Linked DNA regions of Homo sapiens: regions 1, 2, 3, 5 and 6 are each linked to region 4. The links are chromatin loops, found by intact Hi-C in ENCODE. Cell type or tissue: Calu3. All regions are shown on one strand.

The links. Hi-C counts contacts between places; a loop is a spot of excess contacts. Peaks named below come from ENCODE experiments on the same cell type or tissue, not always from the same donor. Only the 100,000 strongest peaks of a DNase experiment are listed, where the experiment ranks them.
Region 1: a loop joins it to region 4, with 9 times the contacts of the local background. A loop is called at or near these places in 5 of 110 quality-filtered maps.
Region 2: it touches region 4 in a loop (7-fold over the local background); 6 of 110 quality-filtered maps call a loop at or near these places.
Region 3: it touches region 4 in a loop (2.6-fold over the local background); 4 of 110 quality-filtered maps call a loop at or near these places.
Region 5: it touches region 4 in a loop (3-fold over the local background); 3 of 110 quality-filtered maps call a loop at or near these places.
Region 6: it touches region 4 in a loop (3-fold over the local background); 4 of 110 quality-filtered maps call a loop at or near these places.

What each region holds. Positions count from the first base shown.
Region 1 is chr6:21,218,141-21,222,140 of GRCh38, reverse strand. The region is part of intron 15 of CDKAL1 (CDKAL1 threonylcarbamoyladenosine tRNA methylthiotransferase); the gene reads right to left. Among named protein-coding and RNA genes, the nearest start is that of LINC00581, 290 kb to the left of the region's middle. In Calu3, no CTCF peak of the experiment used is centred here; DNase peaks (open chromatin) are centred at 1,350, 1,640 and 2,050.
Region 2 is chr6:20,875,997-20,879,996 of GRCh38, reverse strand. The region is part of intron 9 of CDKAL1 (CDKAL1 threonylcarbamoyladenosine tRNA methylthiotransferase); the gene reads right to left. Among named protein-coding and RNA genes, the nearest start is that of CDKAL1, 340 kb to the right of the region's middle. RefSeq lists enhancers at 2,144-2,373, 1,717-2,916. In Calu3, no CTCF peak of the experiment used is centred here; DNase peaks (open chromatin) are centred at 256, 1,346 and 2,456.
Region 3 is chr6:21,275,921-21,279,920 of GRCh38, reverse strand. No RefSeq gene overlaps it. Among named protein-coding and RNA genes, the nearest start is that of LINC00581, 230 kb to the left of the region's middle. RefSeq lists enhancers at 3,329-3,833, 3,834-4,000. In Calu3, no CTCF peak of the experiment used is centred here; a DNase peak (open chromatin) is centred at 2,120.
Region 4 is chr6:21,020,295-21,024,294 of GRCh38, reverse strand. All of the region lies in intron 11 of CDKAL1 (CDKAL1 threonylcarbamoyladenosine tRNA methylthiotransferase), which reads right to left. Among named protein-coding and RNA genes, the nearest start is that of CDKAL1, 490 kb to the right of the region's middle. In Calu3, no CTCF peak of the experiment used is centred here; a DNase peak (open chromatin) is centred at 1,734.
Region 5 is chr6:20,562,082-20,566,081 of GRCh38, reverse strand. The region is part of intron 4 of CDKAL1 (CDKAL1 threonylcarbamoyladenosine tRNA methylthiotransferase); the gene reads right to left. Among named protein-coding and RNA genes, the nearest start is that of CDKAL1, 30 kb to the right of the region's middle. In Calu3, a CTCF peak has its summit at 1,746 (motif pointing left); no DNase peak of the experiment used is centred here.
Region 6 is chr6:21,106,528-21,110,527 of GRCh38, reverse strand. It overlaps CDKAL1 (CDKAL1 threonylcarbamoyladenosine tRNA methylthiotransferase), which reads right to left. Exons shown (of 16, transcript NM_017774.3): 13 at 2,065-2,127. Among named protein-coding and RNA genes, the nearest start is that of LINC00581, 400 kb to the left of the region's middle. In Calu3, no CTCF peak of the experiment used is centred here; no DNase peak of the experiment used is centred here.

The DNA of each region.
Region 1 (4,000 bases), 200 kb before region 4:
AGAGTAAACACAAGGCTTTGCTAATAAGTCTGAACATAAATTATTAAACTATCTACTGTATGATCAAATGCATTTCAGATTATATTCTGAGTAATTCTGCCTTGACGTCCACCAAAGGAACAGATCTGATGTGCCCCTGTGTGGTCTCAGTGATCCCTCTCTTTCAGAATGCCCAACCTGCAGACTTGAACGGTGCCAAATGAAAGACAGAGATAATCGTATCAAAAAACAAAGCTTGGCATCTGCCCATCACCTAATTATTACTCTCTGTAAGCCCGCATTTCATCTGACTCAAGAGATGTGAAAGCAACTCTTAAGCTCTGAACTTACTTTAATGGCTTCAAAACATTTCTCATGTGTAAATTTTTCTCATGGCTCAGAGGCACTGTTAAGAGCTTGAAGTGCAATCTAACAGGGATGAAGAAAAAATTGTTTGATAGCTCAGATCTCAGGATAAATTAGAGTTTAGAACAGGCTTTTTTCCCCCCACCATGCCTGAACATATGGGCTCTGCAGAAAACCTACTGAAACCAAATATGTGACCAATGCAAGGAAACAATCTTAAAACATACATTATGCAGTACAGTATACTATAGAAAAGAATCTTGAAATTGGCTGGGCATGGTGGCTCACACCTGTAATCCCAGCATTTTGGGAGGCCAAGGTGGGTGGACTGCTGGAGCCCAGGACTTCTACACTAACCTGGGCAACATGGCGAAACCCCCTCTCTACAAAAAATACAAAATTAGCTGGGTATTGTGGCATGTGCTTGTAGTCCCAGCTACTCGGGAGGCTAAGGTAGGAGGATCACTTGAGCCCAGGAGGTGGAGGCTGCAGTGAGCTGTGATGGCACCACTGCACTCCAGCCTGGGTGACAGAGAAAGACCTTGTTTCCCCTCCATGAAAAAAATTCTGGTATTGAATACAAAATTATAAGCTATCTCTATCACAATTACATTTTATTTTTATTTTTTGAGATAGAGTCTCGCTCTGTCACCTAGATTGGAGTGCAGTGGTGTGATCTTGGCTCACTGCAACCTCCGCCTCCCGGGTTCAAGTGACTCTCCTGCTTCAGCCTCCCGAGTAGCTGGGATTACAGGCATGTGCCACCACGCCCAGCTAATTTTTGTATTTTTAGTAGAAATGGGGTTTCACCATGTTGTCTGGGCTGGTCTTGAACTCCTGGCCTCAGGTGATCCACCCACCTCGGCCTCCCAAAGTGCTGGGATTACAGGTATGAGCCACCGTGCCTGGCCCACAATTATATTTTAATCTCTCCAGTATAAACTTCAGGAAGCACCTCCTAAGGTAAGCATCCCTAACAGGAACTGCTGCATCAGACCTTCATAAGAAGGAATGAGCAAAGGTGGCCCCTCAGGCTTTGTAATGCATTCTCGACACTCCAGCTGTGGGCTTCTATCTGAATACCTTCATTTTTAGCTGTCTTAATCTTTGGCTTAGTAACAAATATTCACTCAAATGAGCTTATAATAGTTTCCTAATTTTTGGCTTGTTACATTTACCAAAATAAGGGGAGGGTGTAGGACAGAAGAACCAGATCTAGAATTAATAACACAGTATAGAAATCTTTGCCAACAGTGGTGCGCTGGCATTTGTTTATACATAACTTCTCCAATTCCACAAAGTAAGCCCTGCCAAGAAGGTATGCTATCAGAGATCTGGCACCTTAGCTGGAGATACATTTATCTTTACTGCTTCCTCATTGTTTAAATTTTTTTCTCCAAAGAGAGGTACGTAGAAAAGGTTCTCTTAGTAACTGCACATAAGGAAAACACAAGTTAGTTATTTACTGGGTCAAAGTTTGGAAATTTGGAAATTATTCTAGAACTTGTCATTTAAGTCTCTTCTGCTAACTAAATATCAGCCTAAGATATATGGACAAGTGCACATGTGCTCGCAAACACACACACACACACACGCACGCACGCACGAGCTTTAACATAAAAAAGGAACCAAGAGGCACACTTAGAACCATGAAGCCTGTAATCCCAACATTCATGATAGTAGTAGAAACCTGAACTCATCTATTCCTCATTAGTGGCTGGAGATAAGCATCAGTATGAATGAAAGCTGCCCCACAGGTGTGGCAAAGTTGAAGAAATAAAAGGTGAATTGGGTCAAGATGCTTTACTGATGAAGAAATCTTTTCAATAGTCTCTCACACCCGAAACCATTCTCATTCCATGCAGCGCACACAGGAAGCACTGAGCCAGGATGTTCACAAACATAACAATTGGGTGTATTAAACTTCATCTTTAAGTCATCAGTTCAACTCAAAATAATTGTTCCTAAGGGTTTCATTCCAACTAGGTAACCATGAAAGTGTGTTGGCAGATGTTTGGTTTGTATTTTAAATGAAAAAGAAGACATGTGTGATGTTAGCTGTTATTACAATACAACCCTCTCATCCTGTTCTTAGTATCATTTTCAGTGACACTGGAAATACGGTTTCAGCATCACTGAGCTCTATAAACTGCATAAAACGAATAAAGGAGACGGCAGGTGCTTTTCTCTATCTCAAAGAATCTCATAAATGAGAAGCTAATATGTAAAATGTTTCCTACATATCACCATGATAGTTTTGCAGCTTGGAAAATGCAGATAAACTAGTTAGGAAAAATTACATGGTTTATACAATTGGTCCTCCATATTTGTGGGTTCCACACCCACAAGTTCAACTGACCACAAATAGAAAACACTCAGGGGGGAAAAATTCCACAAAATTCCAAAAAGCAAAACTTGAATTTGTCACACACTGAATACTATGTTGAATCCATGAATCTGAAGAGATGTGTAGGCATTGTATTAGATATCAAAAGTCATCTAGAGATAATACATGGGAAAATGTGGGTAGTTTATATGTAAAACTATGTCATTTTATATAAGGAATTTGAACATCCATGAATTTTGGTACCCATCGGGGGTCCTGGAACCAATCCCCCACAGATACCAAGAGATGACTGTACTTACTATAATTACACTAAACTGAACCCAACCATCTGAAGAAAGATCACATCTCTACATATTTTCCTATCACTCCCAAAGTTCTATTATGCTTTCTTCCAAAAATCTGTTCCAAGACATGCCCATTCTCCCTTTCTATTTTGAATATAGTTTTTAAAAGTAAAAAATAATGATCCTATGGAAAGGCACTTAAAATTAGATTAATATTAAAAAACTTAATTACTTATGTTACTATAAAAGTATGGTAGGCAGCCCTGAAGATGATCCCCAGTGAGCCTCGCCTCCTGGTATTCACACCCATATGTAATCTCTTCCCCTTGGCTATGGTCTGAATGTACTCACTTGCTTCTAATGCTCAACATAAATGATGGATGCCACTTCCAAAATTAGGTTACAAAGTACTGTAGCTTCCATCTCTCTCTCTCTCTGCTTGCTTGCTTGCTCTGAGGGAAGCCAGCTGCCATGCTGTGAGCTGCACTATGCAGAAGTCCACAGGAGAAGGAATGGAAGGAGGCCTCTGACCAATAGCCAGCCAAGGACTAAGACCTTAAAGCAACAACCCATGAGAAACTGAATCCTGCCATCACCATAAAAGTGAGCTTAGAAGCAGATCCTCCCCAGTTGGGCCTTCAGCTAAGGCCACATCCCCGGCTGCCAGCCTGACTGCAGCCGAAGGAGCAGTACTGTGCCACGGGCACCCAGAGAAGCTGCACCTAGATTTCTGACCCACAGAAACTGTGAGGTAATAAATGTTTGTTGTTTTAAGTTTCTAAGTTTTGAAGTAATTTGTTACACAGCAACAGATAACTAATACAAAAAGTTGCCAAGTAGAGGGCTGGATACCAATTCACACATACTTAGAAATCTGATTCATAACAGAGGCATTGAAGACCAATAGGAAAGACAGACTTTCAATAAAGTTTTCTGGAACAGTTGCTTATACACAGATAAAACAATGAAATTTAACCCCTACCTACCATGTTTACAAATCAATTTCAGATATATTAAATATTTA
Region 2 (4,000 bases), 140 kb after region 4:
TAAAACTACTATCTTGATAAATAAAACACAGTCTTCTCACAGGAAGACAAGGGCAAGAAAATGACAGACAAAATTCATACCATAGTTTAAAAATGGACAGTCAGAGTGAACCTTTAATTGACTGCAAGAAAAGGCTCTGCTTTCAAAACTTGGTAAGCTTCCTGTTTGGGAGATTGGATTCCCTCACTCAGCATCACTCCGAGGTGTGGGCAGCAAACAGCAGGGGTCACCACACAGAATAGGAACCAGAAGTGTGGGAATCAGGGATAATTTTTAGAACCAAAGAGGTCAGAAAAGTCAGAGGAGAGCACAAGTGAGAAATGCAGGAAATCCAGCAAGGACAGGAAAGAAATTGCCAATATCAAGTGACAAAGGAGAACAAGGTTTAAATTCCAGACTAGCAGGCAGAGACAACAGTCAGCCTGACCCCAGGATACAACACATATTTGCTTCCTGAATGAATCTTTGAATCTCTAGTTCTTCATCTATAAAAGTGGAAATAATGATAATCCAAAAAGGTTGTATTGAAAAGTTAAACAACATAAAAACTGTTGAAGTGACTATTACATAACAGGCGGGAGATATTATATATTGAGAGTGGTTTTTTAACCATCTGAGAGCAGTGCTGAAACCAGCAGGTGTACTCTACTCCTCCTGACCAGGGAAGACCAAGACTTCAAAACTAACTAGAGACTCTTACTGCCTCTTCCTCACTCTACCAAAGTGGCTTTGCCCCTTTGGGGCAGCCTGACTTTGTCACTGGTACTAGAGGTTTTGTGGGTTCTCTACAGAAATGCAAAGAGTCCACCTGTACATCAGTCCTAGGGACTAGGCAGGTATTTCTATATCCTTTTGGTACAATCACCAATGGGGAATACTTCTTTTATTTATTTATTATTTTTTTCTTTTTTTTTTAATGAGATAGAATCTTGCTCTGTCACCCAGGCTGGAGTGCAATGGTGCGATCTCGGCTCACTGCAACCTCTGCCTCTCAGGTTCAAGTGATTCTCCTGCCTCAGCCTCCCGAGTAGCTGGGATTACAGGCGCCCGCCACCATGCCTGACTAATTTTTGTATTTTTAGTATAGAGAGGGTTTCACCATGTTGGCCAGGCTGGTCTTGAACCCCTGACCTCAGGTGATCCGCCCACGTTGGCCTCGCAAAGTGCTGGGATTACAGGCGTGAGCCACCATGCCCTGCCGAAGGGGGATATTTCTTTAAAATCTGATAGAGTTGCTATGGTTAGCTATTTATTTATTTATGAGACAGAGTCTTGCTCTGTCACCCAGGCTGGAGTGCAGTGGCATGATCTCAGCTCACTGCAACCTCCGCCCACTCCCCGAGTTCAAGCGCCTCAGCCTCCTGAATAGCTGGGATTACAGGCATGCATCACCACACCCGGCTAATTTTTTATGTTTTTGGTAGACACGGGGTTTCACCATGTTGGCCAGGCTGGTCTTGAACTCCTGATCTCAAGTGATCCGCCGGCCTCCGCCCCTCAAAGTGCTGGGATTACAGGCGTGAGCCACTGCACCTGGCCGCTAAGGTTGGCTTTAAAGATTTACTGATTTACTTAACACTTGAAGGAGTTCAGGACAATAATACCGCATGTAGGAAAAAAGGCAGGGTAGGTTCTGTGACAGGTAAGCAAAGCCTATGGGCGAGGGGAGAGAGGAGCTTATTAGGTACGAACAGATAAGAAATTCGATCTTGTTGTTCCCAGTTACTATCTAAAGCCTGGGTCTCCACTCCATTCCACCAGCAAAATTTTACTGAGAATCTGTATGTATGAGACACTTAATGGTATACAGATAAAATCATCTTACAGTCTAGTAGGGGCGACAAGACATAACACAAATAAGTATAATACAAAGTGCAAAACAGTAAAATACCATTAAATACCACAGTATTGCCAAGAAGGAAGAAATTCCTCCTGGTAGGAGAAATTAGAGCAAGTTTCAAAACTAATGTGGTAATTTTGAGCTCATCCTGAACGAAAGAAATAGGGTCAGCAAAGACCCATCATCTTTGTAGGAAAGCTTGAGACACATACGGAAAAGTATAAGTAAGTGCATTTGACAGGAGCAGCAGGAAGTGGGGTGGTTAGGGCTAAGGCTAGAAATAGAGACCACAGATGGCCAAAATTCCCAGCCTAAGGGGCTAGGATTATAACCATACAAAGCCAACTACAGACATTTTAAGCAGTCAAGGGCCAAGTCAAAACAGGATAAGAGGTTCTGCTTCTAGGAGAAGGAGGACATAATTCAGAGCTACCCTAATGCACAAGTTTAAAACAAGGACTAAGTCATGAGTCATGTGTGCATGAGTAAGAGTAAGAAATGAACACAGAACTAATTTCGGGTCACAAACAAGTTTTCTGAGTTCATACTGAACTACAGCTGAGGAAGCAGAGTCAAGGGCCAGCTGCGGTAATACACAGTGAGTCACTAGTAAATCAGTGACACAGGTCTCAGCCCCAGGGCAGTGACCTCAGACTGGCCCGCATAATGGTCAGATAGGTATACCTTGGTCCTAGTCAGCCTGTGAGGACACCTGAAGTTTCTGTGAAAACAGGAACAGGACAGCAAGTTTGGACAAAGTGAGGATCTGAAAACTCCAAGGATACTTTCAAGATATTAGGCTAAAAATCCCTAAATCTCATCAGATATTAGATGGCAAAGACTTGTAGATGACGTTCACAAATCTGTCCAGGTCAGAATCACCATGCTTATTTAACAGTTGAGGTGTTTTCATATCCCTCAGTCGTAATTGCTATTATGAACATATTTTTTGTAAAGTGCTCCACATTTTACAACACTGCCTGCAGGAATGCTTCCCTAACCACAAAAGTCTTTCCCATCACAATGTAAATGCTTATTGATTCCACCGTATTCACAGCAGTCTACAGCATCCTCCATTTAGAATATAAGCTTCAGAAGGCCAGAATTGGAACCATCATCACCAGACCTTCCAATACACAGCACATACTATGTGTTAAATAAAAGTGTTGATTGAACAAGTGTATTGACTTTTTAGCTGGTTCTAGTTAGCATTTAAATTTATAATATGTAGAAGACTAATTTGTAATAAAAAGACTGACAATAAAAAGTAAGAGAGGAGATAGGTAGCTCTGTGTGTACGTGTGTGTGTGTATATCATAAAGGAATTAGCCAACCTTTTAACTAGTTGTTTTTCATTAATTAAAGGCACTAAAGCAAATACTCAAAAGAAAACTATCCTCACCAATGTGAGGAAAGAAAACAAAATGTTTAATGATTACACACTGAATTCTACGCCTGCCTGTTACAAGTGGCTAAGAAGCAACAGAATTTGCATTCATATCTAGGTCTGCCTGACTTCAAAATTCATATTCTTTCCAAGAAATCCCTGTCTCCTGCATGCTCAAAATAAAAGTTTTAGGAATAAAAAAGTACACAAAGAAAAAATATTAACGAATTTAATCCTTAGAATGAAGCATTAATCCCATCAATGCACAAATGCTGTCATTTTGCCTAAAATATGTCCACTACATAAGAGACAATTGCCAAAGAAGGTTTTGGGGATTTTTTCCTCCAAGGCTGACTCCACACTCAACAGTAGTGGCACCCTGAATGTCCTGTCATGTTAGCAGCAAGCAGTAGTAATCTATCCTCCGCATTTGTACTGACGGCATCTTTAGAGAAAGTACACCCTTACATCCTGCCCCAAGTGAAAGAATCTGCTGCTTAAAGTTGCAGTGACTTTTCTAATCCCCAGTCCAGCTCTGCCAGTTTTAAACTACAGGTTCTTATATTTATCAGCAGAAACCCACCAGGGTGCTCAGATCCTGAGTCAGCTTCAAAAACCCCAGCAGCAGCTGGTAAAAATGGAATGCTAATTCATTACAGATGGTAAAACACTGCCTACATTTTAATTTATTTACATTTTCAGAAATTTTGAATCTGCAGTTAGATTGCCAAATTATTTTAACATGTAAGTTTAGCCTTTTTCAATTCGGTCTG
Region 3 (4,000 bases), 260 kb before region 4:
TGTCAAGACTCATTTTTATCACCATTTTGGATCTATTGTGTTCTACAGAGAAGCATGCAGGGAAGAGTCCAATGGGTCACCAAAACATGGCGGACCTGAGATCAATATCACGATCCAAAATATGAAGCCAGATGGCCCGAGAGCCGGGGGAAAGGAGCAGAGAGTTGCAAGTCAAGCAGGCCCTGCAGGATGAGTGAATAAGGTCACTGAGCCTCGACCACTGTGATTGCACACTCTTAGTGATGTGTGAGTGAGCACAGCTCTTCTGAACAGCCACAGTTGGGGCAGTGAATTATTGGATTTTAAAACAGGGCTGATCTCACACCTAGGCCCACTGCCCAAACTAGGTATCTTCATTTCTTGACACCTCTGGTCTCTTTAATCTCTACAATTGGAGTTCATTGCTTTGGGGGGATGACAGAGGGAGGGGCATGAGGCTGTCATCTAAAAATATGAATTTATCTAGATTTAAGTATGATGAAGATGTAAAGGGGCAACATAGCCTATAGCAGCTTGTCTAGCCCATGAGTACACCATCAAACAGGATTGTCCTGAGAAACTGGGCCAGAGAGTTGGCCGATGAACTTTTGAATTTAAATGTCTTGGCCAATGAACTTTGAATTTAAAACATGGACTACAAATAGAACTCAGGGCTTCTGCTTTATAATTCAATGTTCTTTCCAAGACTACCCAACTACCTTGACATGCAAATTGTTAGGATGCAATGCCTCTTTCCATTGCCTTCCAGCCACACATGTGAGATTGTGTCATTTAGAAGCATCCACAAAACTAAGCCCAAGAAACAGAGCAGATAACTATGCTCTTTTATTGAGCAGAGTACCATGTGCCAACGACTATTCCCAGAACTAGAGAGAGCAAGGCAAATAAATAGTTATTCCTGCCCTCAAGGAACTTGCTCTGAGGAGCGGCACATTTACCCCTTTAATGCAGACACCGCGTGGAGATACTAGATACTTTTTTTAAATTGTGGTAAAATACACGTTAACATAAAATTGACCATCTTCACCAATTTTCAAGCGTACAGTTAAGTGGCATTACATGTGTTCACATGGTTGTACAACCATCACCACCCTCCGTCCATAAAACTCTTTCCATCTTGCAAAACTGAAATTCTGCCCAGAGATATGTTTGTAATACTCCGCAGGGACCAGTTTTTCCTTGGCTTCTCTTGAACTGCTGTGGGGTTAATCCCTCAACTACAGGAAATCTAGTTATTTATGGGCTTTGGTATCTTCTCACCCCGGTCACCCCTCCCAGCTCACATGGAAGGGCATCGGGCCCAGCCAACAACCTTTGCCTCAAATCTTTGCGCGTCAGAGGAGACTGATAGCAGAGTCTGTCCCCATCCCTGTGAGTTTGCTTGGACAGATTTCTTCTCTCAACACTGTATTTATTACTGGGGTGTGAAGCACAGATCTGCAGATGCCTTTTCTACTTGCCTGCTGTTAAGAGCTTGCTCAATAATTTAGCTCTCTCTCCCTTAAAGACATTTGGTTTTGGGTTTTTATTGGTGATTGCAGAAGACAATGTGAGATGAGTCCTGCGGTATCCTGGATTCCTCCCACCCTCTCTCCTGCCTCCCTTCTAGTTGGCTCTTGTGAGGTTGGTTTGCAGCTGCAGGAGCAGCGGCTCTTTAACTCTTGGGCAGCCATAACCATCCCTACTCTTTCACATACATAGATAGGACTGTTCTGTCTCCTCATTAGATTATCACAGCAAATTGATGGTTACTTGAAAAAAACAAAAAACAAACAAACAAAAAAAAACCTGTCACAATAGGAGACAAAACACTGGCAACAGATAAAACAAAAGGAGGCACTGAGCTCTTTAATTAAGGTTCATGAAGGCATGTGAATCTTAGCTTCTTGTTACCCTGCTGTGCCTCTGCCTGATTAGCTACAATGCATCTGCTTGGTTTCCTGGTATCCATCTGTACTGCTAGGGAGAAATTTATTCGGGTTGCCCTGATTCTCAATAAGATGACTCAGAGGCATCAGCTGTAGATGGACTAATGGTTATGCATGTTGACAGAGTGTCTCCTGTGCTCCTTGCTGTGTTGATATGCAGAATCACACCACCTTACAAGTACCTGGGATTAACCCATATCCACACAGACAGCCCTAATGAAATGCCTCTCCCAGGAAACCCAAAGAGTTTTAGCATGACTCATTTCACCGTTGTCGTGTTTCAAGTTGGAAGTAGACCTTATCGCGCCCTCTCCACAAACTCCACCTTTCTGTTCTGCAGTGGCTGATGCCACAGAATTCCTCCTTTTGTAGGTTAAAAGGACTGTGAGTATTGGGATGTTTCTGCGCGTGACAATGTAAGAGATGTTTTCATTTCAATGCTGGATGAATGTGTTTGTGCATACAAGGATTCTTTCTCAACAAGAAAAGGGCAGCCAAGACCGAAGCCACCACTATTCAGAGTTGTTTGGGCAGAGAATACTAAAGTTATGTTGGCCCTGAATAATTTCAGGTTCCTCAAAGGACTTATTCACCTCCTTTACAAAACTGAGGATTTCTTTTAAAAGTAGCACTAACTATATGGGCTCTAAAATTCTTTCCTTATATACCATTCTGTGATTCAATAATATGATTGATCCCATAAGCTCAGTTTCATAGAGTTTGAAACAGCCGAGCTGAACCTTCTGCATACACTCAGATATTTAGGACTTAAAAATATTCTCCTAAAACTGATGAAATCTGAATACAGTCTGGACTTTAGTCAATTTTGATTTCTTAGATTTGGCAAATGTTCTGTGGTAATGTTAAGAGGTTAATATCAGTAGAAACTAGGATATAAGCAAACTGTATTATTTTTGAAACTTTTCTGCAATCTAAAATTATTTCAAAATAAAACATTAAAAAATTTTTTTAGCCAGGTGTGGTGGCTCACTCCTGTAATCCCAGCACTTTGGGAGTCCAAGTCGGGCGGATCACCTGAGGGCAGGAATTCTAGACCAGCCTGACCAACATGGCGAAACCTCGTCTTTACTAAAAATACAAAAATTAGCTGGGCATGGTGGTGGGCACCTGTAATCCCAACTACTTGGGAGGCTGAGACAGGAGAATCACTTGGACCCTGGAGATGGAGGTTGCAGTGAGCCGAGATTGTACCACTGCACTCCAGCCTGGGCGACAGAGCGAGAATCCATCTCAAAAACAAATAAATAAATAAAAATATGTTTTTTTCTCACTTGTGTTTAAATAAAAGCAACATTTAGTTGAAACTGGATATTACAAAATAACATTTGCCAGCCCTCCATCTCAGAGAAGACAAGAGAATAGAGAGACATGGTTTTTCTGTAGCTATGAATTTAATGCTAACTTAGGTGATTCAGTCACTCCTTGAGCACTTCTTTCTTCTTCCATTGTAGCAGGAAGGACTTCAGACTTCCTACAGCAATGGAAAAAGTTCTCCAAAGAATTTCAGATTGCATGCTTTGAGCTTTGAGAGTAATACTTGGTGTAAAATACTGAGGATAAGATAAACTGTAGGAGGAATTTCCTTTATAAAATGACCAGTCCAGGAAGCCAAAGTGCAAAGCTTTATAAATACTAATGCTTATTGGAAAGCAGGGATCAAGCGTTGGTTTTGTCACTGCACACAGGATTTCCTACTTGTTCACACCAGTATATAAATTAAACTTAAATCTGATGTCATTATCGTTAGCCTAGCCCTCTCCCTTTTTCTCCACTTCAATACCTTATAGAACTCACAGCAGGCTGAGCGCAGTGGCTCATGCCTGCAATCCCAGCACTTTGGGAGGCCAAGGCGAGTGGATTGCCTGAGCTCAGGAGTTCGCAACCAGCCTGGGCAACATGGTGAAACCCTGTCTCTACTAAAACACACAAAAAAATTAGCTGGGCCTGGCAGCGTGTGCCTGTAGCTCCAGCGACTCGGAGGCTGAGGCAGGAGAATTGCTTGAACCCGGGAGGCGGAGGTTGCAGTGAGCCGAGATCATGCTGCTGCACTC
Region 4 (4,000 bases):
GGGTATAAATAAATAAATTCTATTAATAGGTCAACATTGCACAGGCACATGTCACCTATAAAACCATTCTATACTTTGTCCTAGAAAATTGCTTCTAATATTTATACTATTGACTCATCTCTAAAGTGAACCCTCATCTCATAATAGTAAGTGTAACCTAACAGATGTTAATGTGAGATGCAAGAAAATAGGTATTTCTCATTATTTTCTTGGCTAAAATATAATTGCCAAAATCTTTCATTATTTTACTCTCTATCATATATTTATTTACAAATTAATAACAAAGGAAATGGTACACATTAAAATTCATGAAACTTTCTTCAGCCAAGGACAGTTTCCCCTCATTTGATGACATTATGTAAACCAAAGAAAAACAACTGTAATGTTCCTTTCCCAGGTCACACCATGTGAGTAACTAACGTACCCACTAAAGTGAATGGCACAATAGAAAATGATGAAAGGGCCATGAAAAAGCTAAATGGATATGATCTATAGTAAATAAAAATATATTGTGCCATTCTGTTTATTGTTTCTATTCTCAGTGAAAGTTTGCACACTGTTCTAAGATAAATGAAAACCACATTGGAAAGTAAAATAAAAATCAGGAAGAATTTTAGCAGACATTCTCTAGAAGACAAAATAGTCATTAGAAAATGGAACCATCCACAACTGAGAAGCATATCATTTAATGATTTGGAGACTTTCAAAATTATAAAAGGAAAGCGATAAGTGTACAATGTTTGACAGGGGTATGGAAAAAAAAAGCCGCTTGACTTATGTACTTAAAGGACTTGAGCTTTCTGGCTTTCCATACCAAAAACTAATTTACAGAAAGAACACAAAGGCAATTCATATCAAAACACTGCCCTCAAAGTCTCCTGAGACTCTGAGCCAGGTACTAACAGGAAGTGTAAGGTTATAGTCACCTTGGATCACCTTCTCAAGTTCAGACCTTCAGAGTACCTCATCACTAAATTAAGGTATCCTTAAATCTGACCTGCTGAAACAAGCATACCTATATGTGGACTTTAAATCACCTCGGAGTAAATAAATTTAAGCTAGTATCCAAGGGGTAACATGTTTCCATTTGCATGTGTGGACAAACTTTAAATAAAAATAAATTGTTACTACTAATGTTCAAAGGCTAATGGTAAAAAAAAAAAATTATCAATTGAGAAACATTTATCTTCAAACTTAAAAAAAAAACTTACATTAAGCAAACTGCTAATGTTTTTCCTACATTTATCCTCATGCCTTCAACTTTAGATCACTCTTCCAACCAGTATTTAACCTGAATGATCTCATCAAAAGGTAACAAGGATGATTAATGCTGATGCAATGTAATTCCTGCCCTGCCCTAGCCTAAAATATATTGGACAATATGAGTTCTCTGTGAACAGCATTAAGTGCTGTACAGATATGGATTACGGTACAGTGAATAGTAACGCACTTCCTGTTAAACATCACCAACAAAAGTTAGAAATGAATAGAAAGTACACAAAGCACATACTATATTGGCAGTTCCTCAGGCCTGTGGCTAGAAACCCACTGATGCGCATGACAGGGATGAAGAGACTGAAGTCTGAGCACAGTAAAAGTCACAAAGAGCCTCCCAGCCAGGCCGTGGAGTCTGCAGTGAGCTCAGGGAGGGAGACCGTGACCAGAAGGGCCATCCCCCTTCCCTCCTCACACACAAAAGGAGCAGAGTTTACTGGTAATGGTTTACAGCTAAGCCAGCTGACCCAAACTGTTGTCAAGTCTAAGCATGAGTCAAGCTCTCTTGACAACTTAAATCAACAGTTTGGGTGCAGTCAACCCGCCACTTAGCTGAGTTCCTGCCACAATCTATTGTTTAGAATTAACTGAAACTGATTACATCTCTCAGGACTCTGGGCAGCAGCCAATCCATGAGCGTTTTGAAGATAATTTACCCCCTGCACTGCAAATAATGCTCAAAGTTAACTCTATGGCTAGGCGTGAACCTGTAGAACAACTTGGGACAAATGTTATGTTTATTTATTTATAACCAAACAGTGGAATGAGTTAAGGTTTAACACTATCTGAAGATTAGAGAACTAATTCTGATTTTTAAATGTAACTTAATTTCATACCTCGGGACCTGCAAAGTAGGAGGCCATGCTGGGGGCCACTATCATTCCAAATCCTTGTAGCTTTGCTAAAATATGTTGGTGGGTCAGCCTTCTGCCCAGCTACCGTTGCTGAAATTCCTTCCAAAACAAGATCTCAAACATTGGCCCTTCAGAGTTCCTGACCTATTCTGTTGTTTCTTCTTTTGCTTTAAGACATTAAATACCCCAGCCAAAGGTAAATTATATTTAAGAAAGATAAGTTCCCACGCATTATCAACCAACAACACTTCAAAGACAATGACTTCATACAAAACTAACCACCAGCAACAAGGACCATAAGGTGTCCCAGGAAAGTAGACATTTATTAGAGAAGCAACTGAAATGTCCGGACGGATGGCACTATGGGGGTTGAATTAGTGTGTGGGGTGCTACCTTAGGTGAGGTAAATAAAGAAAGGTGTACAAATGGTGACGAAAACTCTGGTTTTGAAAAAATGTATCTTTAATTTCAACTTTGACAACCCCAAAGGATGGCATCGTTCTTAGAGACATTAGTTGATATCAATTAATATGTAACTATTACATATTTACCCTCTGCTTTCTCAATCTTTTGGGTGAGTTCTGCCCACTGAACTGTACGTTCAACTTAGGGGCATTTTATTAAAAAAGCTGTAGAAAGAAAATAAAATATTTTCAATGTTTTTTTTCCTTCATATTTTTGTGTGCATTTTAGATTAAATGGGCTGTCTTTCACTTAATCTGCAACAAATTCTTGTCTTTATTTTTTAGGTATCATTTATTGATTGTGTTCTGTATTGTGGTTGTTTTGTTATTAATATTGCTTTGAATACATAAAAAAGTAGCAGCAATCATTTAAGGAGTGCCTACCAGGGACTGTATTAAGCCCATCTTAACACATATTATCTCAATTCTCAAAAAAAACCTTAAAGAAAGGATGTAATTATCCTCATTTTTACAGAAAAGCAAATCAAGGTAAGAGAAGTTAAGTAATTTGGTCCACATACCACAAAGATAGGATTTAGTCTATCTATCTAATCTGTATATCAGTTTAACTGGCCCTATGCCTGTGCTCTCAATTACTGGACTACATTAAATTTTCTATCATCAGTATTGTGATTTTGATTACTCCCATACAGTTCTTGCTTGGAAGAAAATCCTGACAGTACCTCACTTCAGTATCTCTGTAACTAAGTGGCTGGGTTCATAAGATACTTGCTTTAGCATTCTTTCTCTGGCTCTTCATTCTTACTTACATAATAGTACCTGTGTCAGGTACCGTGGCACACACACACACATCTGTAATGCCAGCTACTTGGGAGGCTGAGACAAAAGGATCGCTTGAGCCCAGGAGTTCAAGATAAGCCTAGGAAACATAATGAGACCCTATCTCTTAAAAAAAAAAAAAAAAAAGGAAAAAAGGCCAGGCACGGTGGCTCACGCCTGTAATTCCAGCACTTTGGGAGGCCAAGGCAGGCAGATCACCTGAGGTAGGGAGTCTGAGACCAGCCTGACCAACATGGAGAAACCCCGTCTCTACTAAAAATACAAAATCAGCTGGGCGTGGTGGTGCATGCCCGTAATCCCAGCTACTCAGGAGGCTGAGGCAGGAGAATCGCTTGAACCTGGGAGGCAGAGGTTGTGGTGAGCCAAGATAGTGCCATTGCACTCCAGCCTGGACAATAAGAGTGAAACTCTATCTCAAAATAAATAAATAAATAAATAAAATAAAAAAGACAGAAGTACGTAATAGTACCTGTGAACCTGTGAACTCTAACAGAGTTCCTTTCTGTCAAAAACAGCTAAAAGTAGTTGAAGATATGGGACTATTTCTAATATAACCAACATATATTTCTGTCTAACATTGTGAGTGAACAAGCCTTTTATGGCAGC
Region 5 (4,000 bases), 460 kb after region 4:
GTATGGGGTTGGAGAGGGAAGCCTGTTAAAACCATTTTTGGGACACTTAACTATCTTTGTCCATTTGTCCAGAAACAAAGGGGTTTAAAAAAAAAATCACTGAGTGCATTTTTGCTTTTTCTAATTTTCCCACAAAAATCTGAAAGCATTAAATCATTTAGGAAAAAAGCCTTTGTTATTTACCAAACCCACAGAATTACACATCTACTAAAAGAGGTGAAATAGCAGTTCAGTTTGTTAATGAAGCCCTGTTTTTTCATCTCTACAGTAAGAATATCCTAAGACTACGGCCTCTAGGGTATTAAAGAGTCACAGTATCTTCTTTTTATTTTTTATGCTACTCATAGCTCACAGAACCACTGTCAAATACTGGAAGAAAATATCTATATGATAGTCTTTAGCTACTGGAACTGTTGCTGAATAATCAAATCCTCCTGTAATTATGCATTTTTAAACAATTCAGACAAATCGCATATGTAGCATATTACTAACATCAACAAACCCTGCTAGAAGAGTGAACATTTAAATATAAGCACATATACTCCCATGAACATAAAAACAAACCTCTAACTGCCAACTGTGCCTTCACTTCCCCCAAGCTATATACATTTAGTAACTGAGACAGTCATTTCAGAGTTAGGAGGATGGGTTTTTAACGGAAAAAAATGTAAACTTTCTTTCCAAGGCATGGTACCCTAAAAAGTGATTTTCAGAGAGAAATAAAAACTGAAACATACAAATTATATTGCCTCAAAATAGTCCCTACTTTTAAGTAAAGGAAACAGTAGAAGCACATCTGAAATTATTATATCTTGGACTTCTAAACTTACCCCCACAACAAAAGTAAAACATTTTATAATAGTAATGGAACTGTCTTGTGCTTTTTCACCCCTGTAAAAATCACTGACAAATGCTGTTCATTTAAAAATATATATATATATAGATAGCTTTGATGGGATAAAAAAATATCCTACTTGTATTCTCTTTCTAGGTCATAAACTACATTGGATGTAATAGGCTGTATAAATGAACAATCAGGAGGTTTCCGTCTAACTGTATGGGAAGTGTATTCACCACATCCTGCTATATAAATAACCCTCACTTCAAGTCAAATTCATATTATCTAATTTTTGCATTTCTCACCCAGAGAAGCTCTTCGCAGGACCTGGACCTAGATTCTCCTCTCATCACACAACTGTGAGTAGGAAATTCAAGCAATGAAAGGTTTTGCTACATTTTCAAAGGTACTTTTAAGATAAAATAACTTTCTAAAATGAATAAACCTGGGCAGTGTGACCTAAAAGCCACATAAATAATTTATTTGTGGCTGTCATGTTTTAATCACTGGACTGTTTTCAGAGGCTTAAAAAATTTAATGGTTTTTGTTATACAAAAGCAACTAGGTTTTCCATGAAACATTAGCTGTCACATTAATACAAGGTTTTATCATTAATTACAATGGATCACACAGGAGTTTATATCTACAAAATGATTGTTAAATATCTGAATTTCCAAACCATTTCAAAATAAAAATGAAACCTGGTCCTAGTAAACTTTACATGAATTAAAGATCCATTTACAAAACAGAAAATTAAATGTAAAAAAATAACCTCAATTTAAAACATTTGTAGATAAAACATTCAACACACTTTTTCATCAAAAAATGCAAATTAAAATATTAAACATAGGTAAACAGTGCCATCTTTTGGTATATTTAGGAACTGAGCTAAATTGTACAAAAACATCTTTAACAGATGAAAGGTGAGTAGAGCAAAGAATTCAAAAACCATCAGTTTATCATTTTATAACATTTAAGCTTTATAAATATATTAGCTTTTTTGGAGATGGGGTCTTGCTATGTTGCACAGGACAGACTCAAATTCCTGGCCTCAGGTAATTCACCTGTCTCAGCCTCCTGAGTAGCTAGCATTACAGGCACAAGTACCAAGCAGGCTATTTTTAAACTTATAAATATTTCCAAAAACATATTACCTCACATTTGTTTTCACTTCAATTTCATGAGATTAATAGAGCATCATTACATTTTAAAGACACTGAGGCTCAGAACATTTTAGTAATTGATCCCAAAATCCCTCAGTTAAAAATGATTGAGCCATCGCTGGCTTAAAATTGCTCGTTTTTACATTCCAACATTAATTCATTAAGCTTAGATAATGAGCCAAGTTATATAATTATTCTGTATTATAAGCAATGAACAAATTTTTATATTAGTTAAGATTCTGTAAAAATCGTTTGATTGCTTTTAGTATTTTTTGTATAATTTGGAAAGGAAAAGATACTTATGTTTATTAAATGAAGAATACACATTGACTACATTCACACAGCTGCTTACACTTCACAAATGCAAAAACTTTTAATCCAATATAGTATTCTTCATATCTCTATGTTAATGAGAAAAAAAAAAAGCCCTCGTTGGCTAGGTGTGGTGGCTCATGCCTGTAATCCCAGTGACTAGGGAATTTGAGATGGGAGGATCAGTTGAGGTCAGGAGTTCAAGACCAGACTGGGCAACACAGTGAGACACCATCTCTATAAAACTAAAAAAAAATTAACAAAAATATTTTTAAAAGCCCTTGTTTATGGCTTGCACATGATTTTACACCACAATATAAAAAGCCGTTACAAATGGAAATGATAAGCTTCAAATACTCTCCCTAAAGCTTCTCTGGCTTAATTTTGATCTTAGATGTGTCCATATACCATTTTCAATGTCTTCCACTTTTGTATTGTTCAGTGATTTTCTGAATAGTTTTATTAAGCCATAACATTTATTCCAGAACACTCTCACAATTCCTTCATTTTTGTAAGCTAGCTAATAATGAACTTCCTCATGGAGAGAAAAAAAATATTCTCAATGATCTATCTTTATCTTTGATTCACTTGTTACTAAGAATTTTACTCAAACTGCAATCATTAGTTCTTTACACAGCAGACTTGAAGATCATGGTTAAAACACAATCATTCCATCTTATATCATATAGCAATTCAATTAAAAAGAACATCAGAAAAAAGACAAGTCAATAAGATCACCAAAAAGGCTACTGAAAACACTGCTGAAGGAGTGAAAGCAGAGAAAGAGTCAATGGGATGAGCCATAAGCACTACATCTTCTGTCAAATGGAACTAGGTGATCAAAAACAATTAGACACTAACTCAGAAATGTAGTTACTTCACCCATTAGGCCTTACCTCTTGTCTACCGTATATTCAAGAAAAAGCACCGTATAGGACATGAGAATTGATAAACTTAGCTGTCTCTAAGTATGATTTGCCGGGAAAGATTGAAATAACATGCTAACAATGAATTTTTTTTTTTTTTTAAGATGGAGTCTCACTCTATTGCCCAGGCTGGAGTGTAGTGGCATGATCTTGGCTCACTGCAGCCTCCACCTTCCAGGTCAAAGCAATTCTTCTGCCTCAGCCTCCCGAGTAGCTGGGATTACAGGCGCCCACCACCATAGCCGATTAATTTTTTTTGTATTTTCAGTAGGGACGAGGTTTCACCATGTTGGTCAGGCTCTTCTGGAACTCCTAACCTCAAGTGATCCGCCCACCTCAGCCTGGGATTACAGGCGTGAGCCACCAGGCCTGACCAACAGTGAATTTTTTGATGGATTTAATTTCATCCCCAGGCTCTCCTTTTTTCATCTTTAGTAGGGCTGGATGCTGTCTACCCTCAAGAGTAAATAGCATTCCAGATCTTCTCCAGAGACTCTAAATTTCCTTTCCTTATTTCTGAGTGGATGGAAATCCCATTTTGAAGGCCCTTATTATTTCTCTCTTCATTATTCCATGGGTAGAAAAGAAAAAAAACAAAGAGAATGCCACTCTCATTCCCACCCTTACAATATGCCTCTTTACCAACCGTTGCAAATAACTCAAGTGAATACAAGTAATACTCCAAGATAATCTCTCTGCGAGGGCACAGGAACACACACAAATAAATGGAAATATATATAACCATACTGTATTAAGTTTGA
Region 6 (4,000 bases), 86 kb before region 4:
TACACTAAAACCTATCTGCCTAGAAAACCAATTTGCTTGAATATAAGTGGGTAATTCAAATGACAAAATAACTTTAAACACAACCCTCTATTAATTCATGCGGGGAAAAATAGCAACATTCTCAGATTGGGAAAATAGTGCATGTTACTTTATCCCTATGGTTCTAGTCTTTGTGGACATTCCAATCAGTGAGAGACAATATTAAAAGTAACATGGATAGATTTGCCTGGATGGAACTTAGAAAAGTAGGTAAAGGCTACTAAGGAGGCCGGGAGCTGCCTGGAATAAAACTTTTCCATTTTCCTTCACTACTGTACATCCAGAATAAAACAGAATGGCAACAGACCAAAACTTAGGAGCTTCAAAAGGCACTCATCAAGCAGTCTAGCTATTTACAATAATTTATTACCAATCTTAAAGATCAAAAGGAACTCCATCAAGCATTTAGATTCAATTCCTCACTGCCTGATGACTAAGTTGTAGAGGAATGAAGGGAAGCCAAAATAATCTGAGGTGACTTTGATACAATGCCACAAAGGATATGAGGAGGAAGCCGGTAGAAGCTGCAAATGGCTAGGTTCCATTAAGAGTTCTAATAAAAGAAGAATGGAATTTCCCTTAACTGCGAATTTAAAAATGTTACAAGTGGGCGAAATTTAGACAAGCCAGGCAAAACCTCTGATTTGCCATCGCCTTTTTTGTTGTTGTTGTTAAATGTTAACTTTAGCCACTGCTGCACTTATGTTCATTAAGTGGCTTCATCTAAAAAAAAATGCAACACTACCTTCAGAAATCTGGCCAATCTCATTCCTTTTGCTGTTGTATTACTTATCAGCCTGCTCCTTCTGTCTGCATTGTCAGACCCTATTGGCTCTCTCAATCTCTTTCAAACAAATTGCTGCATTCTGCAATGTGACTGATTTAGCTTGAAAAATGTAACTTGGAATGATATAAGTTTTAGTATTACATATCACCATGGTCACATGAAGCATAAACATCTCTTTTACGAGTTTTTGGTGCTTAAGTCAATTGGTCACTATAGAAACACTAGAAGCTAGTGTTTCAAATTCTTTCAACTTCTATGAACTGGCACAATTTTTCCCTCCTGAATCCAGACATCTCTGTATTTTCAACTGAGGAAAGTAGTTTTCACACTACTTACTTTGGCTAGTTAAAAAATCCCTACCACATGTCTCCCTATAAATTCATAGATAAAGATTTAAGTTTATATTAGCATTTCAACTGTGCAAATTTTTTGTTTGCTTCTGAAATCACCTCGAATTAACAGATTTACTGGAATCCTACATGGTTTAGAAGTTTTGCACAAGTCTCTGAAACCTTGTAATCTATTTCCCCATGAAGATGTGGAGTTAAGCATTTTCTTAAAAATGGCTACATATTTTTTCTTTTTAAAAGAGTGCTTATCTTTTACAAATATATTGTAAAATACTTACAAGTGAAAAGATGTCTAGGAATTTTTCAAACATGAGGGATGGAGAAGGTAGGGTATAAATGACACAGACGGACTATGAATCTATGAAGCTGTGGGATGGGTACATGTGGGTCGTCACGTTATTTGGTCATTTTCTGTGTAGCAAAGCTCCAGGCAGTAGATATTTCAGACATGATGCTATGTACTAATTTTTATTAGGATTTTCATTTAGAAAAATAACTTTCTATCAGGAGGAATGAAGAATCAAGTTTTGCAGTCAGCATTTCAATTATCTTTACCAATCCAAAACCCAAGTTCCTCCAGTACAGTGTTTGGAAAGAAAAAACAAAAACCAACCAACCAAAATACACCCCAAAATGTGTCTTTTCACTGTCTTTGAGATTTCAGTGCCAATATGTAACTAGATTTCAATGTGAATAAAATATAATTATTATAGTTCAGAAATATAACATTTCTGTTTTCTTTAAAAGGGATAAAGAGCTAAAAAATTTAAATTGAAATATAAATGTAATTGGTAAGTGTATTTCAGAATCACCATATGTTGGTGAAAATTGTACTATACATTCGGAAAGACTTTAATACTTAATATGCTATTAACATGCTTCTCTTACCTTGTGATCATATGGACTGTAAGAATGAAACACCCGAGAAAGATCTTTTGTCCTTTGCTTTTTCTGTGAAAAAAAACAAAAAAAACAAAAAACCAACATACAAACAATTGAGTTGACAGCAGATAAAAAATATACATGTGTGTATATATCTCTACATACATAAAGTTTTTTTTTTTTTTTTTTAAGAGATTCTTCCTTTGTGGAGGCTGAGAAGACACAGGGGTGCAACTAAAAACCAAAGTCACTTTATGGTTATGTGGGTCATTATCACAGAGCAACCAGGTGACCTCTTCCTAGAAGATTTCATAACTAAAACACTAATCATCATCAAAAACTGTATTTGAAAATACATAACAGACTAAAATGAAGAAAACACTGAAAACGAAAGAAAATTTAATACACAGGGCACTTCCGATTTCATTGTAATACCAACTGCTGTTACTCAGAATTGGGCACAGACATGCATTCATTTAAACGATACACCTCCTTCAGGCTTCCTGGTTACAGCTTGGGTCTGTCTGCTGGAGCTTGCAGCTATGAGGATACCTTTACTGTGTCACTGCTATATAGCCTAGGTACCCTGCATGGTGTTTTACACACAGCAGGCACTCAATAAATACTGGCTAAGTTAATGAATAAATGAATGTATGAGTTATACAGGCATATAACTCTTAATATCTGTAATGATGACACATAAGCCTCATAGATTAGTTATGAAGAGAAGGCTCTTTTGGCCGAGCATGGTGGCTCATGCTTGTAATCCCAGCATTTTGGGAGGCCGAGGCAGGTATATCACTTGAGGCCAGGAGTTCGAGACCAGCTTGGCCAAAATGGAGAAACCCAGTCTCTACTAAAAATACAAAAAAAAATTAGCTGGGTGTGGTGGTGGACACCTGTAATCTGAGCTACTCAGGAAGCTGAGGCAGGAGAATTACTTGAACCTGGGAGGCAGAGGTTGCAGTGAGCCAAGATTGTACCACTGCACTCCAGCCTGGGCAACAGAGGGAGACTCCATTTCAATAAACAAAACAAAACAAAAGAAAGAAAGAAAAAAGAAAGAGAACGCTCTTTTCATTTCTAATGACGTGTTCTTGAGCTGAACCCAGGCATTACATGAGTCCCCTCTCCATCCCCTGCTCCTTAGTGTATCTGTGACAACCAAGAAGTATGAGGTTCTCTTATTACAGCCAACTAGTTAATATAAAAGTGGCTTTTTTGGCCGGGCACGGTGGCTCACGCCTGTAATCCCAGCACTCTGGGAGGCCGAAGTGGGCGGATCACAAGGTCAGGAGATCGAGACCATCCTGGCTAACACGGTAAAACCCCGTCTCTACTAAAAACACAAAAAATTAGCCGGGCACGGTGGCGGGTGCCTGTAGTCCCAGCTACTTGGGAGGCTGAGGCAGGAGAATGGCGTGAACCCGGGAGGCGGAGCTTGCAGTGAGCCGAGATAGTGCCACTGCACTGCAGCTCCAGCCTGGGCGAAAAAGCGAGACTCCATCTCAAAAAAAAAAAAAAAAAAAGTGGCTTTCTCCTCATCCACTGTGATCCCTGCCCCATAACCACCATAAGCAATTTGTGTATGGGTCCAAATCTTCTACGCACACACACAAACACAAACATTGATTACTACTTTCAAAGAAAAGAGGTCATTCTATGTACAGCTGTCCCTTAGTACTCCCCGTAGATACCAAAATCCGCTGATGCTCAAGTTCCTTATGTCAAATAGTGCAGAATTCGCATATAACCTATACACATCCTCCCGTATGCTTTAAGTCATCTCCAGATTGCTTAGAATATCTAATACAATATAAATACTATGTAAATAGTTGTTACACTGTATTTTTATGTGTATTATTTTAAATTGTACTCTTGTTATTATTACTTAGGGACAGGATCTCACCCTGTGGCCCAGGCTGCAGTACAGTGGCACAAT